Regions from separate parts of the Homo sapiens genome. Here region 2 is linked to region 1. The links are chromatin loops, found by intact Hi-C in ENCODE. Cell type or tissue: IMR-90. All regions are shown on one strand. Each heading gives the region's core, and the rest is flanking DNA. Links, peaks and the distances in the headings are about the cores only.

Region 1 (15,989 bases), core at 8,316-10,815:
AAAATAGTTTAAAGATCCAAGAAAATCTACAAGGAGGACAACTTAATTCTTTCTTTTTGGAATAGTATTATTATACAGGGAGTGGAAAGCACATCTGATGTTGCTGAAAGAACTAAGTTCAAATTCTGGATCTGCCACTTATGATTAGGTGACCTTGGTGGAAACACATTGCTCTGCTCAAAACTTAACCTCTTCATCTCCAAATTGGGGCTTATAAAAATACTTTATTATCTCATGATAGAGCTGTCAGGATGGAATTAGTGCCTGCATGCATAGATTGTTTTGGGTAATGTGTCATAGGTGTGTTAGCAGCATTCATTATTATTATGCTGCTGGACTTGTAGAACCATTACTTTAATTTGAAAGTCAATGTCAAATGACAGTGTGAGAATAGAAATATAAAAGAAAGCATCTTCACCCCCACTCTCTTTTCCTGTATCCATTACAGACATCACTAATAGATTGTTGAGATCTTTGTCCCTGAGACCACACTTTGTCTCAAATGGCTTTCTCAAGCAGTCATTGCCAATTAATCAGTGTTGGCTTTAAAACCTATATGCTACTTTAGTTCTAGAGTCTTGGACTGATGAAAGAAACAGTGCGTTAAAAAAAGTCTTGTAAATGGTTTAATGTCCCTGGGCAAATGCACATGTCACCATCAGCAACCACATTGTTCTCTTCTTCTTTCATAATGGTGAAATTTTGCCTGGATACATGGTTCCTCACAATAAAACTAAACTTTTTGGTCTTTTTTTTTTTTTTTTGGCTGGATATAGCCACAAAGTATAAGTTTTTGCCAGTGGGATGTAAACTGTAGTGTTGTGTGGCAATTTCTGCAAACCATTTTTAGGAGGCAATTGGTGTAAGCTGTTTGCTGTTCTTCCTCTAGTTCTTTTCCTGAATTCTGCTGCCTGGAACATGGACCTGCCATAAGAATGATGAAACAGTGAGCTGGAGGAGCTTATGTCCTTGAAAATATTATTGAGCAGATCTCTGTTCTAGCCCCTGACTGAACTTCTATTTGTTTGGGACACTGTTATACAGCCATTGCAATCTGCTGGAAGTTTGCTGTTCACCATAATGCTTTATTTATTTAACCCTCCTCGTTAGAAATTCTTAGCAGATTCAGAGGATGCTAAAGCAAAACGCATTCACTTTAGGGATAGAGAGGCATTAGAAAGACTTTTGTATGCTTTGCCAGGTTGGAAAAACGTGCAATGTTGATGTCCCGTAAGTGGCAGCAAGGATGGGATGATGTGATAGAGCGACACATTGGGAAACTGGGAAGCCAGATTTTAGTTTAGGCCCTAATAAGTTATTTGAAATTGTTCTAACTACATAGAACCTCAGTTTTCTATAAAAAATGATGTATATATCTGACAAGAAGTGGCAAGAGGTTCAGGTCAACAGGGGAAGGTGGAAGATGGTGAGGACATGAGCGAGAACAGGTCAGGAGGCTTCCAGATCCGAGATACCCAGGCATCTATTTGAGGACTGGCCTGTTCGTTTGCAGATGTCCAGTCAGGGGACTGGCAAAGAAGGGACAGTCAAGGAGTGATACATTTGTATTGTGACACCCCCATGTTCGTGCACATGGCCAATGCATCTCATAAATCTAGGGTGAATAGTTGCCTACATTTTGGTATGCACTGCTTGATTTGAATGTCTATCACAAAGCCCCACTTCCACTCTTGTATTTCAATATATTCTGCTTATGTTTGAATATCTATATTTATACTGAATACAGTAAAAAAGTATATAATAAAGTCATTCACCATCAAGAACAGCTTTTCATCTGCTTTGTCAGAATGTCATTTAAATAGCTACATTCTGTTAATGCACAGTAGTTAAATAAACTCCAAGATTCTTATTCTGCAATAACCCATTAAATCATCTTAAATACTATGTCATAATGACAACTTAATGCAACCAGATGTGATATTTGGGGATTAAAAAATACTTTTCTAAAGACATAGCTTCCTGATTTTACGTTCTCAAGCCCGTTTGCACAGCTGTTCAATTTCTTGGCTCTGCTTTCTATGGGTGTATATCACTTATGTTCTGCTTCATGCGTGACATTACTGAAGTGCAAAGGGGTGTTCCCCAGGACATTGTGATACGTACTTGTGTGAGATATGCATCAGCATAATTTTGTTCTCAAGGCATGATTTTCTCAGTCTGGAAAGGTGCAAATAAATGTGATCATGTGTCGACATGAGAGCGCTAATAACAGGTCTTGCAAGGTGTCCCGTGGTCTGAGAGTCATGGTAAGTCAATGGCGCCCAAAAGGACAGTGTTTATCATACCCAGGCTTGATAGAAGGTTGGTGGCTTGCATCATGTACCACTGAAATGTGCTTATCCACATCTGGATTAAGAAGTACTTCCTGGTAGTGTATTGACACCATCAAAATAGTAATCTAATACCTCTAGTTCCTGCCCTGCATTGCAATTAATTATTCACAAGAGGTGTAAGCTTTATAATACCTAAAGTTTCTATGTCATATGGAATTGGAAATGAACTTTTGAACTTCTGATTTTATCAGTTGGTATAAAAGTTGGCAAAATTAAAAGTTTGTATATGTGATGAACCATCAAAGAGGAAGAACCCATTTGACAACCATGTTATGCACTGCGCGCAGAGAAGGATAATGCCAGCATCAAGCAGGAATCCTAGAAATGAGGTCATAACAGGCAGTGCAAGTGGGCCCTAATGAACCCAGATTCATATCTGTGGTGAAATTATATGCTGGATAATGTCCTGAGAAAAGCTGCCATGTTTCAATCTGGAAAGAAGCCCATTGCTGATACAACAAATCAATTGATAAGAAATGTCTTTATTGCACTCAATAAAAGAACAGCACAACCCCAAATAATCATACACGGCTCATAAAACAAATTGCTCACCTAAAATGAATTACACTCTGAGTTTTTTTTTTTTTTGAGTAAATTACACCACAGAAAATTCAGTGATGTATCCATCCACTAAAGAGTAAGATGATAAACAGCACTAAAAGTAAATGTTTCCACGTTTCTTTTTAGTTTAGCCTTTTTTTCAAGCCACATGATTACCAAGAGCAAAATGTAAAAGAAAAAAAAGAGGTAGAAAGGGCCTGTTTCGTGAAATATAGGAAAAAATATACCATCTGTGATTTAGCACAGTTCTCAATATTCCATCTGTGATCTGAACACAGTTCTGAGCAAAGGCTGAATCCCATTGTAGTTCAATAGATTTTTAAAAAAGTTTGTCTAAGAAAACTACTTTTGTAACATACTATTATTCTTGGCATGGAGTATCTTTTGAATGAAATAGTAAATATGGCTTTTACAACTGTTTTAATGATTTGCTGTTGTTTTTGTTGCATGCAAAGGCTTAACATTCTGAACAACTAATAAGCTAGACCCTTGTTCTACCACCCTCCCAGAAAAACTCACTGTAAAAGAAGTATATTTTGAATCCTGTGAGATGGGCCTTTGTTTCTGCATTCATCTAGTCAACAAATGTTTATTACCAAGCATTCTGTTAGAGGAATTTCCATGTATAAGGGAATCTAAAAGTATTAAATGACATTATGATGTTGCTTCAGTCAATGTAGTTTTGCTCAGTGTTAAAAAGAAAACATAATAGCACATCGCACGATGATTCACTGGTCTTTTCTTAAGGCAATGCTGGCGTTTACTCATTTTTCTGTGATGAGCTTATCTGGTGATATGAAGCCACACATAGGAAGTCACTGGTCCACATCAAATAATAAAAGAACAGGGTTTCTTAAGCTCAGCACTATTGCCACTTTCGACCAGATACTTCTTTGTTGTGGGGGGCTGGCTGTACCGTATGTGCACTCTGGGATGTTCAGCAGCATCCCCTGCAATTGTGAAAATCCAAAACGCCTTTAGAAATTGCCAAATGTCCCCAGGAAGAAGATCACTTTTGGTTGAAAACCACCTGTATAAAAGGAATCATTAGATTTTCATATTATCAACTGTTAGAAACTGTGGTTTTCTTTTTTTTCTTTTTGCAGGGTAGCAGCCAGTAATTTGTCCCTAGTTTCTTGTTGTGAAGATATACGTGATGAAGACTGATACTGAGCACAGAAACGACAGGAGTGGGAAATGGTTTAGGAGAAGGCAGGGCTGAGAAAGCTGTTCTGTAACGCGTCAAGATCAGGCATGAGACCAACTGCATTATTCTCACTAAGCACAGTCCACTAATCACAGATGTCTTTGGCCGTCATTCATTTCTTCTTGCTGTATCCTTAATGTGGGGTTTCCAGCCCTTCTTGGCTGGGAGAAATCTCATTTTGCAAATCTTGGCTCCAATGTCTTCTCCATCTTTTCTGTGAGGGCTTCCCATGTCTCAGTGGTAACAAAAAAATTCTCTTTTTGCTTCCATGTCGTGGAACTTTGCTTACCTCAACTTATTGATTTTCATATTGTTTGATGTTTTAGTTAATTAGTTAGATACCTGTCTCTCTTAAGATGTTATAAACTCTTTGGATCTAGACTGTCATCTTTATAGCCCATATCATCTAGTCTAGGGATGCATTTGCCTGTGAGCAACAGAAATCTGCCTTAAGGTAACTTTACTGGGGAGTTTGCTTCCCTTACATCATAAGAAGCTTTGGTTAGGAGGCAGCTGAAGACATTGATTCAGCAGCTCCGCAATGCCTAGGCTAAATCTCCAAAATTGTCTTGGCATTGCCCTCTTGGTCACAAGGTGGTGGCTGCTCAGCCAGACTTTCTCTGCATTCCAGGCAGATAGGAATAGGGTTCTGAAGCCACCAGCAGGATTCCTTTATATCTCGTGGGTCAGAACTGAGTCACATGGCAATTCCTATCTGTAGCAGAGGTAGGGGAGTTGATTTTTATTTTTGCAGACACTGTAGTAGTAAATGGAGAAGGAAAGGAGATTGGATTGGATTTTGAATCTGCCATCCTCCGAAGGCTAACAGCATGTTGAGTGCTTGTGCTTGTGGAAGGACTTGACCATTCGGCTGTGTTCAGGCAGGAACTCTTCATCACAAGGTCTTCTGGTGCAGGAGGAACAAAGACTAACACTTCAGAAAGACACTTGCTTTAGTGTGACATAAAACCATAAATTAGGCTTTAATTTGGCAACTGCTTTTCAAATAAGAGTTTCATAAATCATCACGCTTCCTCATCATCTTTTGCTTTAAGTTTTAATGGCACACAGAATGAAATCAACAAAAGAAATGTGGTAAGAGAAGGCACAGAAATCAGATGAGAATATGGGAAAAAAGGAAGGCGCTAATGAGCGATCCATTTATACTGTGCGGGAAGGTACCAGGGAGGGAGAGAGGGAGGACTTTGAAGGCAGAAAGAAACTAAAACCCTGCTGATGTGAGCAGTGGGAACACATGGGATTTTGATAAAAGGTCACATGTTAAAATGTGATTTTAAGATTAATCTGCCAGAGCAATGCAATATTATTGTTTCTTTTCCAGGCCACCCGAAAACTCAGATCAAATGGAGTAATGATTTGAAATTTACTTGACCCTTTCCTTTCGGTCTTAACGCTTTCCCAAATAGTCTTATATAAAGTTCATAAACTTTTCTTTTTGAATCTGTGCTTGTATTTTTTTTCTTTCCCAAATATTCATATTGAGATTTTTACCCTGCAACCATGGGGTTAAGCAGAATACATTATTTTGTTTTCTTCTTCAGTGAGTGTGTCGATTTGAGCAAGACCGGCCAAATTGCTTTCTCTCTTTCTTTTTTCTCCTAAATCAAACTGTCTATTCAGAAGAGCATCACGTTGTGGTCCTATTAAACAAAATAACACGTTCTGCTCTGATATTTAACAGGGCGAAGCTCAGCCTCGCCGTCTCTCTGCTTTACTGACATGAGAGCTTACTGAGGAACATTTTCCCCCTTTGAGAGGTCTCGAGAGGGTCTGTCACATTTTTTTGTTGTTGTTCCCAGCAATTTCTGTTGCTGCACTGGGGCTTGGCTGTGATAAACGACATAAGCTTGTTGTGCCTTACATGCAAATTCAGAGAAAGAAAAATGGGAAGTAGAAAAAGGATATTTCACTTTCCTTATCTAAAATAATCAGCTTTACTTAATTGATTTGCGGGTCTTTTCTCATGAAACAGTAAACCTATTAGAAGACAGACAAGATAATAAGTTATGGGAAGATCTTTGTAAAGGCTTGTCATTGGTTGGTAATGGTGATCGTAAGGACACAAGATGGATCACCTCTGGCTGGCTCTTGATCCATCTAGTCCAGTAGCCTGTCATTGGCACTTGCGCCAAGAGACGTGATTGTCCTTCACGATGTTTCCATTAAAAGTAGTTTATCCCTAAACGTCCCACTGGACAATTAATGCTGTGACGGCCATGCATTTGCTAAACTGCAGATTCGTGTTTGTACTTCCTACAACCTCCTGAGGAAAATGATGCATTTTTTATTGTTTGTGGGGTTTTGTCTGGCTTTACTGTGCACTTATAGATGTTCTGATTCTCCCTGCTATGTTATGCTTTAAGAAATGGATCATACTTAGGCTGGGTGCAGTGGCTCATGTCTGTAATCCCAGCACTTTGAAGGCTGAGGCCGGCTGATCAACTGAGGTCAGGAGTTCGAGACCAGCCTGGTCAACATGGTGAAACCCCGTCTCTACCAAAAGTACAAAAATTAGCTGGGCATGGTGGTAGGCGCCTGTAATCCCAGCTACTCGGGAGGCTGAGGCAGGAGAATCTCTTGAGCCTGGGAGGTGGAGGTTGCAGTGAGCAGAGATTGTGCCATTGCACTCCAGCCTAGGTGACAGAGTGAGACTGTCTCAAAAAATAAGAGATCACAGTGAACATTCTTGGGTTTGGAAAGCAAGCTAATGTTCCTCTTATCCATACTTTTATTAGTTTGAAAGTTATAAAAGCAATATGTCATAAAAATATACAAAATAGAAAAAAATTGTAGAGAAATAGATGTGCAGAAGTATGTGTGTTGCAATACTGATGGCAAGAGGTAAAATTTGGGAACAAACTAAATGCCCATCAATAGTGAAACAGTTACATAAACTGTTGCCACAAACACATCACAGAAATCTATGCAGCTATTAAATAGGTAGATATTTGTGTATTGGCATAGAAATTCCTTTTTCCAAGACATATTTTTAATTGAAAAAAGCAAGTTGCAGAACAATACATGAAGTGTGATGGCATTTATATTGCTAAAAACATCGCAATTACACATTTCTATAACTATGTATGTGTCTATGTTAATGCAGAGAGAAGATGCCCTCCCTGGAGGGGCTAAGCACGGAAAAGGCCAGAAAGTATTTTTACCTTACATTGAAATATTTTACAAAAATATATCATCTGAAGCTAGTGTATTTAAAAATAAATGTGCCGGGCCGGGTGGTTGGCACCTGTAGTCCCAGCTACTCGGGAGGCTGAGGCAGGAGAATGGCGTGAACCCGGGAGGCAGTGCTTGCAGTGAGCCGAGATGGTGCCAATGCACTCCAGCCTGGGGGACACAGCGAGACTCCGTCTCAAAAATAAATAAATAAATAAATAAATAAATAAATAAATAAAATACTTGTTTAAAATGAAGGGGGAAATAAGATTCTGTATTTTCTTATACTAACAAAAGTCCTATAATTTTTAAGATTTTCCTTCTAATAATTTTCCATTTGTTTCTATTTTTACATAGTTGTGCTAAGTACAAACACAACATTTAAAAATATTATATATAATTATTTTTGAATAAAGATAAGTATATATGTATTATATATATATATTATAAATATAGAAAAGGATGAAGAGGAAAACCAAAGTGTCCCATGATTCCAGTGTCCACACAGTCCTATTTAGTAATGTGGATGCCTAGGAAATGCAAGAAGTTCAGAAAGGAACACAGAAAAATGGAGGCTTTGCTCATTTTGCCTCTAAGCACCCTCCACCCAATTTCCCAAGGACAGTTCCTAGTAATGCTTTTAGGAGGGATCACCACAGCTAATATTTAGTAGGCATTTATTATGTTACTATCAGACACTGTTCTAAAGTACTTTGTAATAATTAGCCCATTTAATTCCCATAGCTCTATGAATTAGGGTCTATTGTTGTTACCATTTCACCGATGAAGAAGCTAAGGCACAGAGAAGCTAAGGACACTGCTGACAATCACACAGCTAGAAAGTGGTGAAGCCAGGATTCAAATCCAGAGAATCTGGCTCCTGAGTCTCAGTATTACCTAGTGCACCACGCTGCCCCGATTACAATAGGTCCTTAATATCACAAACTTATCTAATACCATATGTCTACATGGGTCTTTAAATATCACACAAGGGGCTAGGCGTGGTGGCTTATCCCTGTAATCCTAGCACTTTGGGAGGCAGAGGTGGGTGGATCACCTGAGGTCAAGAGTTTCAGACCAGCCCGGCCAACATGGTGAAACCCCGTCTCTACTAAAAATACAAAAATTAGCCAGGTGTGGTGGTGCGCACCTGTAATCCCAGCTACTAGGGAGGCTGAGGAAGGAGAATCGCTTGAACCCAGGAGGCAGATGTTGCAGTGAGCTGAGATCGCACCATTGCACTCCAGCCTGGGCAACAGAGCAAAAACTCTGTCTAAATAAATAAATAAATATTGCACAAGGAGGTCACAGCATACCTGCTGTGCTAAACCTTGCATTTTCCTTTTGAGAAAAGTTACCTTAATATCAGCTCATTCTAACGACCTTTATCCTTTTAATAAATAACAATATTTTCTATTGTAGGGAAATAACTCTGTTCATGAATGCTACTGCTATTTACTATTTCTTTTTTATTTTATTTTTTTCACTTTTCTTGTTTTATTTATGTTTTCTCCCTCTTCTGGGGTCAGTTTTGTGCCTTGTATTTTCCTTGAAAATGCTCTACTTTTTTTCTGTTTTATATTTCTTTCATTCCTTTATTATCCTCTTCCATGTGTTATGTGAGTTTATTTTATTTTTGTTTTACTTAACATTTTGAACTGGATGTTTAACTCATTAATTTTTTCTTATTTAATTATGTAGGTTTTAATGCCATGAATCGAAAAAACACATTTTTTTCTTGCTGTTCTGCCTTAAAAAAAAAAAAAAAACAAGAATTACTTAAGAGACAGTTTAGAATTTTCTAGATGGTTGACTTTTTCCTTTCCAATTTATACGTCTTTCCTGACTTGCACTTCTTGTTTGATGACTAAGTCTTTTTTTTAATATTATGAAGGCTTATTATAACATTTACCTTTTCCTGCCCATATTTCCCATAGTAATTTAGTTTTTAATTGTATATTTAAATACATTTCATGTTCATATCTAGCACATTGTGTCTTGCATTGAAAATGCAACATTATTGTTTCATTCCTTATAATTTTTGATGGAAAAAGCATGCTATTCTGCATATATCATAATTTCCTTGGCCATTTCTTTAGTGTTAGATATTCATATTGCTTCCAGTTTTCCTCTTACTTATTATATTGAAATCACCTTTCTTAAGGATGTGTTCCTCAACCCCATATTTTGCACTACTTCTACAATGAGAGAATTCTCTAAGTGGGATTGTGTTGGTCATATTGAAGCCCTAGGCCATCTATACCTCTCAGCCTTGAGCAGCCCCGATTCCTACAGGAACCGTGTTAGGCTGCCCTCTCATGGCAGCCACTGTCACTGCACTTGCATGGTTACTTCCACCCTGTTGATGTTGGTCCTCAGAACTGCACTGGGCAATTCAATGAGAGACTGCTCTCTTTGAAGTGAGGTGGGTTTCTCTTTATTCCTAGGATGTTCCTTCTTGATGCCCCGCATTTTCATATACTAAATCTCAGAACCCTTCCCCAAATCATCTCTGAGAGTTGAGACTGACGACATTGCTGGAAAAGAACCACAGAATTTGTACTCTAAGAATAGTTGGGATCATTTTTCTGTAAGCTAATTGTCATGCACTTATCTGTATAAAAAACTACCTACCACTTTTTACCTTCACAAGAAACCTTGAAATATTTCTCTGCAAGTTAATACCCATCACATTTTAACCTTATATATAATGTTACTTTGTAAATGAAAAAGGTTTTTCTTACATATTTTCAGTAGTAATGAATGGCTGGGCCGGGGCTGACCCATGGACATATCCACAAGGGAGGCTAGAGAACCAATCTCTTGCTACAAAACAAGACTTTTCTGCAGTGGTGTTGGGTGCAATGTGGCAGGCTGAGCTGATTCTCTTGTTGTGAAATTGGTTCAAGCCAGCACACACTGAGACCCTCTCTTGACTGTATTCCCTTACTTTCCATGTCCTGCCAATTCTATTTGTCAAGCATCACTCAAATCCATCCATCTCTCCTCCCACTGCCAGCACCCTGCCAGTTCTAGGTGCATTGGTATCTTATCTGGATTTCTGCATGAGCCTCCACCTATCTCCTGCTTTCAGACTTGCCTTTTTAGTCCCTTCTCTGCTTAGAAGTGAGAAGGATCTTTTGGTAAATGGAAGGGTCTTGTTCTGTTTCCCAGGCTGGAGTGCAGTAGTGTGATTGTAGCTCACTGCAGCCTTGAACTCCTGGGCTCAAGTGCTCCTCCTGCCTCAGCCTCTCAAGTAGCTGGGACTATAGGTGTGTGCCATCACACCAGGCTAATTTACTTTTTTTTTTTTTTTGGTAGAGTCAGGGTCTCACTATGTTGCCCAGGCTGGTTTTGAACCCCTGGCTTTAAGCAATCCTTCCATCTCAGTTTCACAAAGTGCTAGGATTACAAGAGTGAGCCACCATGTCTGGCCCTGGGATATTATTTATTTTTTTTACTATCACTTTTTTTTTTGCATAAAAGCCTTTGGTAGTCTCTATAACTCTTGTAATCAAATTCATATTTATTAACATAAGCAGGCTGTGCTTCCTCCGCTGCCTCTGGGCTCTTCTGCATGCTGTTCTCTTGGAACACACTTCTCTCTCTTCTCTATGGGGCTAACTTTGACCAATCCTTAATTCCAATCCGAGGTTTGACTTCTCTGGAGAAATTTTCCTTTATCTTCCAGGTTTCCTATATGCCTCCTGTAATCCAGTATCCCAAAGTTCTCATATTGTGTTAGTTCCAACAAATGAGATTGTAAGCTGTGTAAAGTTGAGGGTATCTTGGTCATGTTTGCTATATCAGTGAGACATTGTGTTTGACTACTAAGAGCAGAGACTAAACAGAATGTGATGAAAGGATGTTTTTCTCACATATCACAATCTAGAGGAAAGCACGTCAGAGCTGGTGTGAGGACTCCATAGGCTCACTGGGAAACCAGTCTTCCTCTGTGTTGCTGCTCTGCACTCTTATCACTTTGCTTTCATCCTTAAGGTTGCTTCATGGTCCAAGACAGCTACCAGAGCTCCAGCCATTACATCCATGATCCAGACAGAAAAATGAAGAAGAGAGGGACAAAAAGAGTTTGCACAGCCATTTTTCTACCATTTAAAGAGATTTCTCATAACCCTCTCCAATAATGTCAGCTTATATCTCATTAGTCAGAACTTAGTTTCGTGGATGTACCTAGCTACAAGCTAGGCCAGGAAATGGCCCTAGAAACAATACCACCCCAACTAAAACAGGTTCTATTATTGGGAAGCAAGATAGGAAAGAAGATAGGCTGGTGACTGGCCTGACATCTGGGTGCTTCCCTCTCTTTCTAGAGCTCCCCAGTTATTAGTGTGCACCTGTGGAAGTCCTGCCTCAGTTCCTCCGCTATCAGTAGAATATCACAGGGGCATTAAACAAATGAAAGAGTGCATTTTTCTGTGTAATCTTTACAGCAATCCTTGGAGGTAGGGACCTTTGTTATCCTCATTATATACACAAGGAAATAGGCTATGACCTTAGTAAGTCATTGTGATTATATATATATGTGTATATATATATAAAACACAATATAAATGTGTGTGTAAATTCTGGCACCATTTTTTTTTTTGAGATAGGGTCTCACTTTGCCACCCAGGCTGGAGTGCAATGGTGCAATTATGGCTCACTGCAGCCTTGACCTCTTTGGGATCAGGTAATCCTCCCAAGTAGCTAGGACAACAAGCACGCACCACCATGCCCAGCTAATTTTTGTAGTTTTTTTGTAGAGATGGGGTTTTGCCACATTGCCCAGGCTGGTCTCAAACTCCTGGGCTCAAGCGATCCACCTGCCTTGGCCTCCCAAAGTGCTGGAATTACATGTGTGAGCTACTGCGCCACACCTCTGACACCATTTGTAACGATGATAAGAATTGATATGAGTGCTGGTGCCCTGGAGTACTCTGCCACGACACTCAACTCAAACTGAGAGAATCAAAGAGGGGAGGAAAGACCAAACAGGAATGGGCTAAGTGAAGAGGGTAGGATGGGGAAGGAGGTCTAGCTTCTGGCATTGTTTTCCACTCCTTGGCTAGCATGTAAATTCTTTGTGGGAGGTCCACATCCTGTCTGTATTCTTCATAACTGGGTGTGAAAATAGGTGCATTGATCATAATGGCAATTTGGTCTTCTAGAAGATAAATTTAGGGCCACTGTCAACCTCACTGGTGAATTGTGCAAATTACAAATAGATGGTCCCTCTGAATGTATGTGACAGGCAAAAGGAAAGGCTCTCCCTCTAGGTGAAGGAAAAGACTCTAGGGTCTATGGCTTTGGGGTTGGCCCCATATGTCCCTTCAGCCAGGGACATACCTTGTTCAGCGTACCCCTTGCACACCATTGCCAATCAGAAGTCATTGATCATGTCCTCCAGATTCCTGGCTCCTGGTCGTGGAATGCGGCAACTCCATCTCTCCAGCGCTTGGTTCCCTGACGCCAGGAAGGAGAAGTGACAGAAGTGACACGTCTGTGTCCCATTGGGAAGGAGGTGAAATTGACCAGCACAAGATCTTTTCCAAGAGTGGGTTCTGATGGGGGCAACAGTAAGCAATCCCTCCAGGCTCCAGGGATCTGGGAATCTCTACTTGCTGTGCTTATCCTCAGAATCACTCTTCAAGACCCCAAGTGCTTGAACAGGGTAGAAAAGGAGTGATTCTGAGGATTAGCACGGCGAGTAGAGATTCCCAGAGACAGACTTGTCCTCCCTCCCAGAGAAGCCTGGTATGGCTTTCCTTAAACACACCCCTCCTTGCGTCTGTGCCTTGAAAATAACTTCAGGGAAAATAACTTTATTTATCCCTCATTATTTTTATGTGACTAATAAATTACAAATAATTCTGGTACTCCTTCCTAATAGCAATTAGGACAAACAATAAGAATCATTTCCGCTGCTTGACAATTAAGGTTCTAATGAGTGAAATTGAAGTCTTATGATGAGGATTTGGACAATTCATTAGTTGGAAGCATAAGCATTTAATAAAGCTAATGAAGTCTTTAGCTACATTTTCCAAACAAAACAAAACAAAAAAATGGACAGGAGAGACAGATGCCAGAAATAGGCCATATTCTTCACAATAGAGAAAAAACTTGCTAAGAGAAATCTTTCAAAAGGATATAAGAACAGAAAGTTAGAATGGTTTGAAATCTCCTGTACCATCGTGGAACAGTAGAAGCTCAACTAGTTTTGCCAATCTAAACGTACAGCTCCATGAATTTTTACATCTGCACACGCATGTGCAGCCACCATGCAAATTAAGAATGAACACAGTTCCATTACTCCAGAAAGTTCCCCCGTGTCCCTTTCCAGGCAATCAGCACCCCAGAGGCAACCACTGAGCTGTTGTCTGTCACTCTTAGTTTGCCTGTCCCAGAACTTCATCTGAACGGAACCAGAATCATTCAGCGCATAGCGTAGTCTTTTGTATCAGCGGCTTTCATTTAACCAAAAGCCACACTGTTGCTCTTTTCAGCAGCTCATTCCCTTGATTTTACATATTTATTTATTTATTCTAGACAGGGTCTCACTCTGTCACCCAGGCTGGAATGCAGTGGCACAATCTCGGCTCACTGCAACCTCCGCCTCCCGTGTTCAAGCCGTTCTCCTGCCTCAGCCTCCCGAGTGGCTGAGATTATAGGTGCGTGCCACCACGCACAGCTAATTTTTGTATCTTTAGTAGAGTCGGGGTTTCGCCGTGTTGGCCCGGCTAGTCTCGAACTCCTGACCTCAAGTAATTCCCCTGCGTGGGCCTCCCAAAGTGCTGAGATTACAGGCGTGAACCACCGCGCCCGGCCAGCAGCTCATTCCTTTTACTTGCTGAAAGCAATCCCATGGTATGAATATACCACAGTTCGTCCGTCCATTTTCCCATTTATAAACATTCGGATTGTTTCCAGTTTGGGGCGATTAGGAATAAAGCTGCTTTGAGCGTTCTTGTGCATGCGTTGTGGCGGTCAGCGCTCCTTCGTAACAGTGGAATTTCCATGTCACTGGGTGCAGTGTGTTGAATTTCACCAGAAACTGTCTTATGGGGTTTTTTTGTTTGTTTTGTTTTGTTTTAGCTAGCCCTCCTCCTCCTCCTCTCTTTCTACATGATCACTTTGTAAATGCTCATTATTGAACTCAGACCTCACCCATGGGCGCCAGCCACAAGGTTTAGAATGATTTTGTTCCTTCGGTTTCCTCCTGACCAGTCCTTCAAACCTCATTTTAACTAAGGAAAAACTAACAGAGGAGACAAACAGTCTGGTCATCACAACGTGCCTATACATCTCTGCAGGGGGTTGAGTGTGAAGAAATAAAAGGTGGCGTGTTACTCAGCAAACGCGACTAGGAAGGCAGCAAGAAGCCAGGGGCTGAGCAGAGCCTGCCGCCTGGGATGAGGTCCGGTGGAAAACCTCCCACTGCCGGGCTCTGGGAGCGGTGCGCGGAGGCGCCGCCTCGGGCTTCCTGGCTGTGCGGCGCCACCTCGCGTCGGCAGGGCCGGGTGTCGGGCTTGCTCAGTGCCTCATCTCCTGGGGGTTTGGGAAATCTCCAGGTCTGGGCGACGTCTGTTGCCAGAAACCAGAGAGCTCTTCTCAGCCTCTTTGGTCTTAATTGTCCACAGTTCCTGACCTCTCTGGAAAGGGCCCCTGAGTGAGCCTCTCGTATCTTGGCCCCTGAGTCCTCGCTGAACCAACAGGCCACCTTTATTCAGTTTCTTCTTCCTGCAGCCCCAAGACCATCACGACCATGGACAGCAGCCTGGGACCTGCAGAACTGCAGCGCTTTCCTCCCACCTCAGTCCTTCCACTGTCTCTCTGCTGGCGCTGCCTGGACACTTCTGCCAGGATGGAGTCATATTTTAAAAGTTCTTCCAGGAAGCCAGAAAGGAAATTGACAGTGAGAATCCACTTCCCTCGGATAGGATAGGTGTGCCAGGTTGTGGTGCCTTACTTGTTTAATCTTTCAACAAGCCTGTGAGGCAGGTATCATGATCCCATTTTTAAATGGGGGAAAATAAGGTTCAGAGAGGTTAAGGATTTTGCCCAAGGTCACACAGCAATTCTAGAAAGAACAAGATCACAAACTTATTACTGGCTGATTCCTCAGTACAATGGTGTTTTTCAGCAGTCCAATGTGCCCCCCTGCCTCCTTCCCCGCCCCCCACATCATTTCCTCCTCCCACCTCCACATCTTGTCCTGCTCTCCTGTAGATGCTCCTGCTTTCGATGCCACATGGTGCATTGTTGGGAAGGAACCCCAGTTGACCCTTTAGACTACTGCCTCAGCCCCCAGTCACTCTCCTTAGTCTCCTTGATAGGCCCCAACCAATTGCAGGCACCGATTTCCACCATTCTCCACCTGTGACCTCTAGCTCGTTGCTTATGGGAAAAAAAGAACCCGCCTGGGATTTGCAATGCTTTGGTCCTTTAATGCCATTTTCCCCCATAGTGATGCTTGTAATGAAGCAAGTAGAAAAACAATAATGTGGAGCAGGAAGGGTCTTTGAAGTCCACTTACTTCTGGCAGTGCCGGATAATAGGCGGGGAGCCAGAGTGTTTAAGGGTTTTGTCCAGCATGACTTAGCGGTGTGGACATCAGGGCCAGGATTGGTTAGAGGGAGGGCAAAAAGATATGCACTTACAGAAATTAAATTGGAGGG
Region 2 (15,989 bases), core at 7,615-10,114, 180 kb before region 1:
TTATGAATCTGGGTGCTGCTGTATTGGGTGCATATATATTTAGGATAGTTAGCTCTTCTTGTTGAATTGATCCCTTTACCATTATGTAATGGCCTTCTTTGTCTCTTTTGATCTTTGTTGGTTTAAAGTCTGTTTTATCAGAGACTAGGATTGCAACCCCTGCCTTTTTTTGTTTTCCATTGGCTTGGTAGATCTTCCTCCATCCTGTTATTTTGAGCCTTTGTGTGTCTCTGCACATGGGATGGGTTTCCTGAATACAGTACACTGATGGGTCTTGACTCTTTATCCAATTTGCCAGTCTGTGTCTTTTAATTGGAGCATTTAGTCCATTTACATTTAAAGTTAATATTGTTATGTGTGAATTTGATCATATCATTATGATGATAGCTGGTTATTTTGCTCGTTAGTTGATGCAGTTTCTTCCTAGTCTCGATGGTCTTTACATTTTGGCATGATTTTGCAGCGGCTGGTACCAGTCGTTCCTTTCCATGTTTAGTGCTTCCTTCAGGAGCTCTTTTAGGGCAGGCCTGGTGGTGACAAAATCTCTCAGCATTTGCTTGTCTGTAAAGTATTTTATTTCTCCTTCACTTACGAAGCTTAGTTTGGCTGGATACGAAATTCTGGGTTGAAAATTCTTTTCTTTAAGAATGTTGAATATTGGCCCCCCTCTCTTCCGGCTTTTAGAGTTTCTGCCGAGAGATCAGCTGTTAGTCTGATAGGCTTCCCTTTGAGGGTAACCTGACCTTTCTCTCTGGCTGCCCTTAACATTTTTTCCTTCATTTCAACTTTGGTGAATCTGACAATTATGTGTCTTGGAGTTGCTCTTCTCAGGGAGTATCTTTGTGGATTTCTCTGTATTTCCTGAATTTGAGTGTTGGCCTGCCTTGCTAGATTGGGGAAGTTCTCCTGGATAATATCCTGCAGAGTGTTTTCCAACTTGGTTCCATTCTCCTCATCACTTTCAGGTACACCAATCAGACGTAGATTTGGTCTTTTCACATAGTCCCATATTTCTTGGAGGCTTTGCTCGTTTCTTTTTCTTTTTTCTCTAAACTTCCCTTCTCGCTTCATTTCATTCATTTCATCTTCCATCACTGATACCCTTTCTTCCAGTTGATGGCATCGGCTCCTGAGGCTTCTGCATTCTTCACGTAGTTCTCGGGCCTTGGTTTTCAGCTCTATCAGCTCCTTTAAGCACTTCTCTGTATTGGTTATTCTAGTTATACATTCTTCTAAATTTTTTTCAAAGTTTTCAACTTCTTTGTCTTTGGTTTGAATGTCCTCCTGTAGCTCGGAGTAATTTGATCATCTGAAGCCTTCTTCTTTCAGCTCGTCAAAGTCATTCTCCGTCCAGCTTTGTTCCGTTGCTGGTGAGGAACTGCGTTCCTTTGGAGGAGGAGAGGTGCTCTGCTTTTTAGAGTTTCCAGTTTTTCTGTTCTGTTTTTTCCCCCATCTTTGTGGTTTTATCTACTTTTGGTCTTTGATGATGGTGATGTACAGATGGGTTTTTGGTGTAGATGTCCTTTCTGTTTGTTAGAAGGAAAACTAACAGACAGGACCCTCAGCTGCAGGTCTGTTAGAGTACGGGGTCATGTGAGGTGTCAGTCTGCCCCTACTTGGGGGTGCCTCCCAGTTAGGCTGCTCGGGGGTCAGGGGTCAGGGACCCACTTGAGGAGGCAGTCTGCCCGTTCTCAGATCTCCAGCTGCGTGCTGGGAGAACCACTGCTCTCTTCAAAGCTGTCAGACAGGGACATTTAAGTCTGCAGAGGTTACTGCTGTCTTTTTGTTTGTCTGTGCCCTGCCCCCAGAGGTGGAGCCTACAGAGGCAGGCAGGCCTCCTGGAGCTGTGGTGGGCTCCACCCAGTTCGAGCTTCCCGGCTGCTTTGTTTACCTAAGCAAGCCTGGGCAATGGCGGGCGCCCCTCCCCCAGCCTCGCTGCCGCCTTGCAGTTTGATCTCAGACTGCTGTGCTAGCAATTAGCGAGACTCCGTGGGCGTAGGACCCTCCGAGCCAGGTGCGGGTTATAATCTACTGGTGCGCCGTGTTTTAAGCCCGTGGAAAAGCACAGTATTCGGGTGGTAGTGACCCGATTTTCCAGGTGCTGTCCGTCATCCCTTTCTTTGACTAGGAAAGGGAACTCCCTGACCCCTTTTACTTCCCGAGTGAGGCAATGCCTCGCCCTGAGTCGGCTGGCGCACAGTGCACGTACCCACTGGCCTGCGCCCACTGTCTGGACTCCCTAGTGAGATGAACCCGGTACCTCAGATGGAAATGCAGAAATCACCCGTCTTCTGCGTTGCTCACGCTGGGAGCTGTAGACCAGAGCTGTTCCTATTCGGCCATCTTGGCTCCTCCCCCGGCTGGTCTTGAACTCTTGGCCTCAAGTGAGCTTCCTGCCTTGGCCTCCCAAAGTGTTGAGATTACAGGTGGGAGCCACCTCTCGGGGCCTAAGAGTTTTCTTATATATCAGCAATAACTAATTCTAATGTAATTGGGGAAAAGAGCCCATCCACAATGCCCTGCAAATATCAGAAATCTCTAGGAATAAACATGGCAAGAAATGTATGAGATGCCTTTGTGGAAAACTGTGGAACTGGCGGGGTGCGGTGGCTCACGCTAGTAATCCCAGCACTTTGGGAGGCCGAGGCAGGTGGATCACCTGAGGTCAGGAGTTCCAGACAAGCCTGGCCAACGTGGTGAAACCCTGTTCTCTACTAAAAATACAAAAATTAGCCGGGCGTGGTGATTCGTGCCTGTAATCCTAGCTATTTGGGAGGCTGAGGCAGGAGAATGGCTTGAACCCAGGAGTCGGAGGTTACAATGAGCGGAGATTGTACCTTTGCACTTCAGCCTAGGCAACAAGAGCGAAAGTCCGTCTCCAAAAAAAAAAAAAAAAAGAAAAAAAACCTGGAACTTTAGGAAAAAAAACATAGAAGACCCGAATAAATGAAAGGATGCCATGTTCTGTAATGGGAAGGTTCAAAACTTTAAAAATGTTAATGCAAACCAATGTTAAAAGACTAGATGCAACTGGCTTGCCTTCCCAGATATCCAAATATATGTTAAAAGCTAGGGTAATTAAAATAGTGCAATATTGTTGTAGAAATAGGAAAACTGTCAATCAAATAGCTAGAATGTGTATGAGAATTTAATATATAGTTAAAGAGATAATTCAAATTAGTAGCAGAAAGAATATACCATTTAATGGTGTGGGAACCATGAGATATAGCTAGATCCATTCCTTATGCCATATAGGTCAGTGAATTATGATTGGATTAAAATTCAAATCTGAAAATCAAGACAGTAAAAGTACTGGAGGTAAATTTAGAAGAATTATTTTCTAGTTTTGGAGTAGTTTAAAGTTACTCATGTGAGACACAAAACTCAAACTAAAAGGAAAGAAGGTATTTGACTAATACTGACTTTGGAAATAGTTGAATGAGAAGCAGGGAACTTTTCAGTTCATTATTCTTTATATATGCTGTATACACACACACACACGTATTTTAAAGGAACTGTTCACTATACATGTAATTTGTTTTGAGACGGAGTCTCGCTCTGTCGCCCAGGCTGGAGCGCAGTGGCGCGATCTTGGCTCACTGCAAGCTCCGCCTTCCGGGTTCACACCCTTCTCCTGCCTCAGCCTCCGGAGTAGCTGGGACTACAGGCACCCGCCACGGTGCTCGGCTAATTTTTTTTGTATTTTTAGTAGAGACGGGGTTTCACCGTGTTAGCCAGGATGGTCTCTATCTCCTGACCTGGTGGTCCATCCGCCTGCGCCTCCCAAAGTGCTGGGATTACAGGCGTGAGCCACTGCGCCCGGCCCTATACATGTTATTTTTTAAAAACAAGAGAACTTTAAAAAATGTGACAAAAACGTACATCAAAAAATGTATACTTCTTCAGACCTTGAAGAAATATATTCTACATTTTTACAGCAGACATTAATGAACCTTTAGTCCTGTGTGTCTGTGGCTGACTGCCACAATTACTACTTGAGACCGTCACTATGACAGTTATTACTGTTACTACTTGAGACCGTCACTACGACAGTTATTGTTACTACTTGAGACCGTCATTACAGGACTGAACGAAAGGACAAACGTAGAAATGATTAAAAAAATCTGTTTTAAAGGAAGGGGAAACCGGGAAGAAGGGAGCTCCCTGCTTCTAGTGAGCGAAGGCAGCCCCCCGAGCTTCCACAGCCCTTCGCATTCATTGGGAGAATGAGCAGGGAGGAGGCCCTAAGACTGGTCAGCTGTTTGATTATCACAAGTTCTCATTACTAACAGGCTTCAGTTGTGTCTAATCCTAAACACTTGCACCTGGGTGGTGACTGCCCTCAGCAGTCCTTCTGGGCGGCAGACACAGGTTGTCAGTTTGCCAACACCCTGCTCTCATGAGAAACAGTTTGCTGCTTACTCACGTGGCCTCCAGTGGTATACTGAGTTGATCACGACCCTCAATCTTTCGGCCCCTAAGAGCCGCAGGGGGGTGGGGAGGTGCCAGGCTGCTGAGGCCTTTGGGTTCCTAGGCTGCTGGCATTTTAAAACCACCACTGTATTCCACCTCCCCTTGGATAACACGCAGAAACAGGCCAAGAAGAAATTACCTGCTGTTGGTTATTTCTATTTCAAATGAATACTAGCTGAACATTTACTAAATGACATTGTCAGGTTTCAGCAAAAGCGGCCTGTAATAGTTGGGTGAGGACAGGGAAAGACTTTGAAATGGGCAGAAAAGATTACGGGATGTCCTGCAGGTTCAGTGTGCTTTGGCCTATTTTTCAACTGTCTAAATTTTCGCCGCCAAAGTCGCCAAAACCGCCTTCGCCGCAGCTGCAGCCAAAGCCTCCTCCTCCTCCTCTTCCTTCTCTCTCCTCCCTCACCTCCTCCTTCCTTCTAGGAAGCTTACTGGAGTGAAACTTGAACGTTTTCAAAAAAAAATCATTAACGCAAATGATTCTTGTCCAAAGAAACAGAAATAATAGAAGTGTGAAGGGGCGTGGGAGGGGGTTGAGATGTGCCGCGTTCAGGCCCGGGGCACCGGCGAGGGTGGGCGTGTGAGCGGGGGGTGGGGGCGTTAACGGTGTCTTCTCCCCACAAATGAAAGAGAAATAGTAAATTCTCCTGCGGGTGGCGAATCAGGAGGGAAGGTGGAGCCCACAATCTTTGCAAACTCTCTGGGGAGCCAGGGGTTGGTAGCTGGGAAGACTTGGGTGGTGACCCTGGGGGAGGGGAAGGGGCCGGGGAGCGGGGAATGGGGGCAGCCCCTGGGGAGGAATGGGAGAGGGAGGAGGACGCCAGGGGCACAGGGACAGCCTCCGGGGCGGGGCGCGGCGCCAGCCTAGCCCGAGGATGGAGGCTGAGGCCGCCTGTTGAGTCACAGGTAAGGGGAGCCGCTCTGGCCAGGCCCAGGGCCGCCCTCGTTCCTCCCGGAGCGCAGCGACAGCTCCTCCCCGCGTCTCGGGTTTCAATGGCTGGGCCTGCCCGAAAGCTCTGGGCCCCCGCGTCCCAATTTTTTCTTTATTTTTGAAGGATAATATTGCTGGACATAGAATTCTTTGTTGACATTGGTCAGCTCTTTGAATATGTCATCCAGTATCTTCTGGCCTCCGTGGTTTATGGTGAGAAATCAGCTTACTGAGGATCCTTGAACATGACTTGTCTCTCTCTCGTGCTTTCAAGATTCTCTCAACAGTTTGATTATGATGTGTCTGACTGTGTATCTCTTTGAGTTTACTCTACTTGCAGTTTGTTGAGCTTCTTAGATATGTAGATTGATGTTTTCCATCAAGTTTGGGAAGTTTTGATTCGTTATTTCTTCAAATATTCTTTCTATCCCTTTCTCTGTCTCCCTTCTTTCTGAAGTTCTTCTAATCTACATCTTGCTTTGTTGCTGATGTCCCAAAGGCCTCCAAAGCTGTGTTCATTTTCTTTCTTCTTGTTCTTCAAACTAGATAATATCAATTGACCTATCTTCAAGTTTGCTATACTCTCTTCTGCTTCTTCAAATTTTGTGCTCAGCTCCTATAGTGAAATTTTCATTTTAGTTGTACTTTTTAACTCCAGAATTTCTATAAATTTTTCAAAAATATGTAATTTCGATCCCTTTGTGAATATTTGCATTTGGTGAGACATTGTTTTCATAATTTACTGCAGTTGTTTAGACACACATTCTGTTAGCTCTTGGAGCACATTTAAAATAACCAATTTTAAAGTATTTTCTAGTAAGACTAAAGTCTGTACTTTCTCGGAACCGTTTCTATTAGTTGCTTAATTTCCTATTATAGAGCCATACTTTGTTTCTTTACATGCCTTGTAATTTCTGTTGATGACTACTTAAAATAATACATTGTGACACCTCTTAAAATCATTATCTCCCTCCCCAGAGTATATTGTTGGTGCTGCAATTTTTTAGCTGTTTTGTATATTTAATAATTTTTTTGAACTAATTCTACAAAGTCTGTACTCTTTGTTACTTGTGGCAACTGAAGTCTCTATTTGGTTAGCTTGGTTGTTGAGTAAGGATAGGACAGAGATTTCTGTAAATACCAGAAACCAGTAAATCTCCAAGTCAGGTCAAATACAGACAATCTTGCATGTGGAGTCTTCCAGAGTATTACCAGACAGGTCTGACGAGACAGTTCCGAAAGGACAAATCTTTGGGAATGAGGCTTTAAAAACAGCTTCATTCTGCTCACTCTGGTGGCTCCAGTACCGCTCCAGGAATGTGGGGTGTCATTTTTCAAGGCCACTGCAGGAAAGGAAAGTGAGGCATGAGAGTGAATCAAGGTAAAATGCCACAAAGCTTACTGTTCTTATTGAGAATTGGCTGGTTTTCTTAAATACATGCTTCTTGAGTTGCTACAAGTCTTTGGTCAATTTCTAGAGGTCAATTTCTAGAGTTCTGGAAAAGTTGATTCTAATAATCTTTGCCAACTTTCTCCTTGTTTCTGTGGAGAACAGAAGTTTTGTTAGTCTTTATTTCCATCATTTATGCTGACTTCACTCCTTGATTTTTAAAAAATTAATGATCTAAATAATAGTCATATCTCTCTGTATGAAGAACAGAGTGCTCTGGAATATGATTTTTGGGGGGGTTCACATCCTGGCTTTGCTACTTACGGGTTTGTGGCCTTTGGCAAGTTACTTGTCTGTGTATCAGCTTTCTTTTATGAACTGGGCATATTAATAGTACTCATCTCATAGGTTGGTTGTGACTATATAAAATGAGTTAATATGTGGAGAGTTCCTATAAGGATGCTTAGTACAGAATAAACATTTGGTGAATCTTACCTGTTAAAACAGCTACTCTAAATTTTCACTACAATTCCACACAGTTGATAGGCCGCCGCCTTCTTCCTCCTCCTCCTCTTCCTCCTCCTCTTCCTCCCCTTCCCTTCCCCTCCCCTTTCCCTCTTCCTCCTCCTCCCTTTTCCTCTCCCTCTCCTTCTACTTCTTCTTCTGCTCCTCTTCCTCTTCCTCTCCTTCTTCCTCCTCTTCCTCTTCTTCAACCGAGCTACCCAGGCTGTAGTGCAGTGGCGCTATCTTGGCTCACTGCAACCTCCACCTCCTGGGTTCAAGCAGTTCTCCTGCCTCAGCTTCCTGACTAGCTGGGACTACAGGCACGCACCACCACGCCTGGCTAATTATTTTTTTTTTTTTGTATTTTTAGTAGAGATGGAGTTTCACCTTGTTGACCAGGCTGGTTTCAAACTCCTGACCTCAAGTGATCTGCCCACTTAAGCCTCTCAAATTGCTAAGATTACAGGCGTGAGCCACTGCGCCTGGCCCTGATAGGCCAACTTCTAAACTGAGATTGATAGAATTATTTACTGAAGTCACAGAGGTAGTGAGTAATTGATTCAAGCAACCTTGAAGAGTTGCTGCATGAATTAGAGATAATGTGTAAAATTTTAAGCTCATACTTAGATGCTGCTCATTCAATGGGAACCAGTCCTACAAATTATGGCTCTAGTATTTTCTCCATAGTGGGTGAACAGTACATAGTTCCTTGACTGTTTAATTTTTTTAGATGAGTATATGTATTTATATTTAAATGTATCTTGCAGTTGCATGAGGGTTTTGCTGAAACTTTTCTTCTGTTCAATATCCAGGTTTTGGCAGAGTTCAAAGACTGGGAAGCAAAGTTCAGCCATGTTGGGCCTTTGGGCTCATAGATGAGCAAGGGTACCCCAATATGAGGGCTCAGCAAATTCTGGAACTTATCAGTTCTGAAGACCTTTAGAGGAGAAGGAGACAAGTAAAAGGTATTTCAAAGCACAGTGAATGGGATAAAAGCAGGGATCAGGAGTAGCTAAAAATGGAACAGGTGGCTTACATAAATACCAGCTGTGCATTATGGTCGATTTTATTGCCAGTTTGTAATGTTGTCCATGGCTATTTTACAACAGTTTTCTTTATTCCTGACATTGTTGTAAATCTTGCTGTAAAATTGCTCTAATGCAGCAGAAAGGCTATGAAATGAAATGGGAACTCCAAGGATCAGTTGATTGTAGTGGAATGGAAGGGAGGCTGAGGATGCCTAGAGAGAAAATAAAGGAAAGCTGGGGGAAAAAATTAGTGGGTCAAATATCTCATTATGTATGAGAATTTGTCCTCTTAAGTCAGTTTAATTGTGAGCAAGAGCAGATAGCACTTTTAGGATGAATCCACCAGGTGGCACCATCGAAAACATTTCTTAGAAGGCCTCTTTGTCTAGATTCTTAGAAGAAGTTAGTAAACCTGTGATTTTTAGAGGTGGAAACAATACTTCTCATTTTTGGAGGGGGAATGCATGGTGTGTATTATATTATCTTCTGTACTTTTTGTATTTGTGTGTATATATTACAGTTCTAAACACTGAATAGACCCCTTTCTCAAGAGATACAATGTCAACTTGGGAACTTGGGTCAATTTTGTAGGGCAGATTTGAGCCAAGCATCCCAGATTTAGGGATATATATATACACACACACGCACATATATGTATACATATATATGTATATATGTGTGTGTGTGTGTATGTATATATATACATATATATATATATATATATATATTTTTTTTTTTTTTTTTTTTTTTTGAGATGGAGTTTCGCTCTTGTTGCCCAGGCTGGAGTGCAATGGCGTGATCTCGGCTCACTGCAATGTCTGCTTCCCAGGTTCAAGTGATTCTCCTGTCTCGGCCTCTCGAGTAGCTGGGATTATAGGCGTGCGCTGCCAAGCCCAACTAATTTTTATTTTTAGTAGAGATGGGGTTTCTGCATGTTGATGAGGCTGGTCTTGAACTCCTGACTTCAGGTGATCCACCCACCTCAGCCTCCCAAAGTGCTGGGATTACAGGTGTGAGCCACTGTGCCCGGCCAGGGATATATTTTTATACCTTTTGGTTAATATTAATATACTTTGGGTTTTCTTCTCCTTTCTTAGCCTGGGAATATCTAAGCCTTTATCCTTTTAATTTTCCTTTTTATCATCTCTGCCCGAGAGGTGAAGAGGAGTACTAAGTAGCCCTCTCTACTTCTCCTCCCAGCAGCTGGCCGCTGGCTCTGCCTCTACCTGGTCCCTTCCAGGATGTACTTCCGAAGTGGTGGAAGTAGGGAAGGCTCTTGAAGGGAGATACCCATGATTCTTAAAATTATGCACCAAGACACAGCACAGAATCAGAATCCGAGAAAGTTGGATTTCTGGCCCATTCTGCCTCTTTCTTTTTAGCTCACTACTTAATTCAAGGGTTATTGCAAGGATTACAAAAGGTAACGTGTGCAAAATGCTCAGTATATGGCCTCGTACATGCTAGGTGCAGAATGCATGTATGAAAATAATGTTTAATAAAATGTGTATTAAACTAATATCTTTTCAGCAGGAGGCCAAATAGGCTTCTTGTCCACCTCAGATTTTTTTTTTTTTCCCTCACTTTTTTAAAAATCAAGGAGGATGTGAGGAACCAGGAATTGAGATTTGGCATTAATCTTCATTCTTGTTGCCTAGGGTTGGCCTTGCGTATTGGCAATGAAACAGGCTATTTTTGACATTGAGTTGTCCAGCATTCTCTAAGGTGAGGCTATGTTGCATGTTGGAAAGATTTAGCGAATAACAGAGGCAGGCTCCACTCGTTTCCCACTGGGAAAGGCAAGAGCAGCCTGCACACAGAGCCCCTCTGAGGGCAAAACTCACACTGCATGCTGCACGTGAAAACTGCAACAGGGAGTTAGAGATGCCCGGGGCAGTTGTGATTTTCACTGTCCATTTATCTGTAATCATTTTTGTAAGGAAGATTGATGGATGCCGGGGGGTGAGGGTGGGCGGAGGAAGTCACTGCTGCATAGTGATGCACAGAAATTGATATTTCATCAGAAGAAAGCTCTTGATAGTTGTTTCCCTGGCAAGCTGGAGATGACGGACAGTCTTTACTAACTGAGTTGTTTATCCTTCCTATCAGGTATGTAGTCCTGGAGGGCGCTGCTTAATGAACCAGAAGTCCTGCCTCTTAAGTACCTCACCAGCTCAAATGTGTGCATGTCACCTTGGCGTGAATCGGAGCAGGCGCTGGTGGATACCGTTTGGAGGCATGCCAGCAAGGAGCTCCTTGTGTAGCCTGCCTCTGGAGCCTCAAGTTCAACTTCCATAGGGCCAAAAGGGGAGTCGGGCTGGGCAGAAGCTCCTGAGAACCAAAGCAAATGGTCTGAGAGTCTGAGAGTGTAGTGGAGGTAACGTGTTCGTGTCCTCTCTGGCTGCATCACCCCAAGTCCTTGCAGACTCAAGTAGCCTATTTGCAAGTTTAAATAGTTTGAGTCCTGGCCGGTAACAAGAATACTCTACAGTGGCCCAGAGTCAGGGATATAGAGTGGCGACTACTTGGCAGAACTGGAGCTTGCTCAGATGAAAAGATAAATTGTACTGGTTAAACGAAGATCAAGTGCAGGGTCTGGACTTTGTTTCTATCTTTCATGTGGACTCTATAAGCACCTACACACAGCATTCTAGAAACACTGCTCCCATCCCTCCTGTCTCATGTCATCCTCCCAATTCCGGGAGTTGGGGGGCATACTCTTTCCCTGTGTCATGTGAGAAATTCCTTTCTCATGGGAAGCAGGTGGCATTCCTGGACTCTCCTTGGCCTGGCCGTTGGTAAGCACAGGAATTCAAGGTGTCTGAATCTCTTGTCAAAGGTGGGCTGTAAGGCTCCAGAAGAGGAGGACAGAAAGTGCCTGCAGAGCTCCTGCCTGAGGCCTTTGGATGGGCCCTGCTGGCTTGCCGTGTGTGTGTGTGTGTGTGTGTGTGTGTGTGTGTGTGTGTGGTGTCGTGCTTATTTGCCCCAAATGAGGCAAGAGAGCAGTGATCAGGTGTCTCCCCAGCATCTAGTTTCATGAAGACAATAGAAGTGGGTCGGATCAGGCCTGCTGCCATGCTTGGCTTGCCCATGTCTCCTAGGATTGGCTGCCTGGTGGCCATCCCTTTGCCATCCCCTTGACTGCCCTGTGAATGATGTCCACTCTGAGACCCCAGGCCACTCAGAAAAACTGAAGATTCTCAAGTTCAGGTGCAGTTAGGGGGCAGGTCCTGGTGGTGGGGGAGCTTTGATGTTCTGCAGTTGGAGGATCCTCTTTCAGAATAGTAATGCAATTTGTGAATTAATAAAATTAGGTATGCAAGAGGATATGTAGAAAAGAAAAATCACAAGCTACACAATTTTTAAGTTGACAAAACTACGAACATCACAAAATAATATGATATTTTAAATTAATTATCTGCCTGGAATACTCTGTCATTTTTTTTTGATCTTTTGCCTGCATCGTCTTTGATAGCAGTGTTTTTGATATTGCTTTTTATAGAGAGACTCAAGATAATGGAGTCTACTCTGTTGTGGTTAATTAAACATTTTTTGGTGTTATTCATAGTTTGAGATGTTTCTTTTAGCTTCTCAACCTGCTATACAGATAAAAAGCACTTTCATGTCAGGTAAATATTTAGAATTGTTGCCAAATTTTAAATTTCCTCCATCAATTTTCTTTCATATGTCATATATGAGTTGTGAGATTTGGAAGGATATTTCAGACCAGCTTCTGTATCTATTTTTTTCTCTAATCACATGCTACTGGTGGTGTGGACAGTAGTAGCACATGACCATATCAGGACATGATCTATCTTGGTGTCATGGCTCTCAGTGAGTCTGCTTGGAGGGTAGTAGAAGTATCCCTGGACGTCATTCCTACACCAGGACAGCAATAACTTAGCTCTCCAAGGAAGTTACTGTGAACCACATGCACATATTCTACTCAAGTCAATGTGCCCCCAACTCAATTTGTCCTTAGCTAGACCCCAAAAGTTCTCATGGGGAGTCTCACTCCCCTTCCACTTAACATGATGGAAGGCCTGATTGGAGGGGGGCGTCAGCAGTGGGAAGAGACACAGCCTTCACTGATTGCAGCTAAAATGTCTTACTTTTGAAAATAGGACAAAAACATATGACCATGTGCATATACTGCTGAAGCCCCTCCCTGGGCCATGCAAGGTGCCTATGTGAGTGCAAGTGAGATGCCCGGAAGTGTAAGTTTCATCTGCTCAGGAAAGGGCCAGGTATTGCCTGGTATCACATTCCAGGGGAAAGGAAGAGACAGTCAAGGCCTTATGGCTCTTAACTTTGATCTTAGTGCTTCGTATTTTCCATTCTGCATGATACAAAAACAGATTTAAATCATGTTCTAGATAGAGATGAAAAGCATTTTCACTTTTGGCAGGTCGTGGAACATCAATCAATATTTGTTAATTGGTTGAACTGGATGCATAATTGGAAAGCTAATGGAAGGAGATATGTTTTACAAGGAAGGGCCCTTGGTGATCACTGATTAGTCATTTTTACAGATAGCAAAGCCAGGAAGGGGAATGACTGTCTGAAGGTGGCAGTGAATGACAGAGCTGAGGCCCATGGCAAGGTGCACTAGTACACTCTGCCTTTGCATGACTGTAAGCAATTAAAGTCTCATCAGAAGTCATTGTGAGTTAATACACGGAGCAAATATAGGTGCAGATGTCTAGAAGCAACAATGGCATTTACAGTGAAGCCAAACATTGAAGGTTTACTGTAAAATGTTGCACTGAATTCTTTATATACACCTGTTTTGGTTAGTCATTATTCTCTCCAGTCTGTGGGTTACATGCCCCTTGCTGACCCACAGTACCATGCCACAAGATAGGCAGTGTATTGGCCAGGTGCACACCTGGCAAAAGTCTACTCTGCTTAGGTTCAGCTGTGGATGGGTTCTGTGCGCCTTGGATGGGGTCGTGAAAACTGTGGGACTACAGGACTGGGCTTGTGGGCAGAAGAGTCATAGGGCACTCTGCCTAGGAAAAGGGAAAGGGGCCTGTTCCTACCAGGTGCTCTGCGGAGTGTCCACACTGCAGGGAAAGGCTCAGGTCTGAATAGGAGGTGCAGACTTTGTGTCTACAGGACCCTGCAAACCTGAGGCCTTGTGGAGGTTTGGTCAAGATGGAGAGGCCAGTTAGCGGCGTACCATGGGCTAGACTGTCCATGACGTGGAGTAAAAGGCAGCTATTGGCACTGAGCTAACAACAGTGGGAGGTGGGGCCTCAGTGGAAGTGGATTGCTTGCTTCTCATCCTGCCTCCAACACTTGGTACCCACATGACCCTGCACAAGGAACCTGTTTGTCCCATCTGAGCCTCTGCATCTTGGGCTGTCAAAAGCCAAGAAAAAAAAATTGTAAGACTGATCTCATAGGGTCGTTACGAGAATTAAATGAGATAATCCATGTAAAGCAACTGACATGTAAAAATAACAATAATGAAAGTGACACTAATCTTAGGGTCTACTTCGACTTTGCTAAGTGGTTTTACAATAAATAGCATTATTTATTATTATTCATTATGTTTAATATTACTATTAAATCAGTCTCCATGGCTGTGGATGGGGGTAGGATGACCTGGGCCTGTGGGCCCTGACTATTTGCCTCCTCCATGCCCAGGTACCCAGTCCCTGCAGGCATCTGCAGCTCAGTCCCCCATGAGAACTTCAGGGTGTCCAGCCAAGGGCAGGGTCTCTGGGAGCCTCTCTTTTCTAACGGGGGCTGGGCTGCTGGGCTCAGGAAGCCCATATAGCCCTATGCTTCAAGGGAGGATGGTGAGACAAAGGGAAGCATGGGGAAGAAGGCAGTCTGCACGTTACTGAGCACCTACTATGTACCATGACTCTAGAAGAGTTTGTATATGTTATCTCGCTTAGCGATGCTATCATTAGTTATTCTTATCTCCAATAAAAACAGGAAAATAGACACTTTGAGAAGTACTCTGCTCAAGTGCAGAGCTGGTGAACATAGGACTCAGACTCAAACCTGCTTCCATGTGACTCAGGCCTGCTCCACTATTCCAGGTGTAGGAAAGGCTGCTTATTCCATTCCATGTTGATTTTTGCACAAAATAATTATTGACTCAAACAGGAAGGTGAATTACAAGGTAACTTACCTTAAAAACCAGTTGGGATTTTGACTGGAAGTTGACTGAAGCTATAGACTGCTTTTGGTAGACTTGACATTTTTATGATATTGAGAGTTCTTCACCTTGAATATGGATTACTTTTTTAATTATTAAGATATTCTTTAGGCTGGGTGCGTGGCTCACACCTGTAATCCCAGCACTTTGGGAGGCTGAGGCAGGTGGATCACTTGAGGTCAGGAGTTTGAGACTAGCCTGACCAACATGGTGAAACCCTGTCTCTACTAAAAATACAAAAATTAGCCAGGTGTGGTGGCAGGTGCCTGTAATCCCAGCTACTCTGGAGGCTGAGACAGGAGAATCACTTGAACCTGGGAGGTGGAGTTTGCAGTGAACTGAGATCGCACCACTGCACTCCACACTGGGTGACAGAGTGAGACTCCATCTCAAAAAAAAAAAAAAAAAGAAAATTCTTTGGAAGACACTATAAAATAGGAAGAGACAAATCTAAAACATGTAGATGTAACATGTACAGCTGGAAAAGGATTAGTATCCAGCGTGTATAAAGAACCATTATAAATTCAGAAAAACAACCTAATGGAAGAGGAAAAAAGATACAAATAGACATTTCTCATAGGTGGAAACATAAATAGTAAAAAAGAGGAAATTTCTCATAGGTGGAAACATAAATAGTAAAAAAGAGGAAAAACTCAATAGTATGGGTTGAGTTTATTTTCTTGACTACATTTCTTAGAAATTTCTTGGCTGCCTTTAATTGAAAATACTAATTTTCGGGCCGGGCGCGGTGGCTCACGCCTGTAATCCCAGCACTTTGGGAGGCCGAGGCGGGTGGATCACGAGGTCACGAGATCGAGACTATCCTGGCTAACACGGTGAAACCCCGTCTCTACTAAAAATACAAAAAAATTAGCCGGGCGTAGTGGCTGGCACCTGTAGTCCCAGCTACTCGGGAGGCTGAGGCAGGAGAATGGCGTGAACCCGGGAGGCGGAGCTTGCAGTGAGCCGAGATTGCGCCACTGCAGTCCATCCTGGGGGACGGAGCGAGACTCCGTCTCAAAAAAAAAAAAAAAAAAAAAAATACTAATTTTCAAGAAAATGAAAATTAAGACATCATATGATACTTTTTAAATACTCTTCAATTTATAAAAATTAAGAAATTTGATAAGATCAAGTACTCAGAAATATAAAAACAGAAAGAACTTACACTGCTGGCATGAGTGTAAGCTGATACAAGCACTTCAAAGAGCCTATCTTATAAACTTAAATGTAAGTAAGTCCTATGAACCCACTGATTATATACCCAGGAGAAATTCCTGCCGCTGAGTACTAAAAAAGCATGTACAACAGAATGTCTTTAGCTGCCTTGGTGTAGTAGCCAGAATGAGAATAATGTAGATGTCCAACCATCGGAAAATAGATGAATAAAAGCTGGGTATATTTACTCAGTGGGATATGATACAACTGTCAAAATCAATGACCCAAAGCTGCCACCATCATGAAATGGATGGGTGACAG

The links. Hi-C counts contacts between places; a loop is a spot of excess contacts. Peaks named below come from ENCODE experiments on the same cell type or tissue, not always from the same donor. Only the 100,000 strongest peaks of a DNase experiment are listed, where the experiment ranks them.
Region 2: it touches region 1 in a loop (12-fold over the local background); 100 of 110 quality-filtered maps call a loop at or near these places.

The regions. Positions count from the first base shown.
Region 1 is chr15:97,903,132-97,919,120 of GRCh38, reverse strand. No RefSeq gene overlaps it. Among named protein-coding and RNA genes, the nearest start is that of LINC00923, 37 kb to the right of the region's middle. In IMR-90, for the core only: a CTCF peak has its summit at 9,624 (motif pointing left); no DNase peak of the experiment used is centred there.
Region 2 is chr15:98,077,905-98,093,893 of GRCh38, reverse strand. LINC01582 (long intergenic non-protein coding RNA 1582) reads left to right here and starts at 5,141. Exons shown (of 4, transcript NR_120325.1): 1 at 5,141-5,196; 2 at 8,120-8,272; 3 at 9,994-10,060; 4 at 10,445-10,915. RefSeq lists an enhancer at 1,517-2,078. In IMR-90, for the core only: a CTCF peak has its summit at 8,668 (motif pointing right); a DNase peak (open chromatin) is centred at 8,683.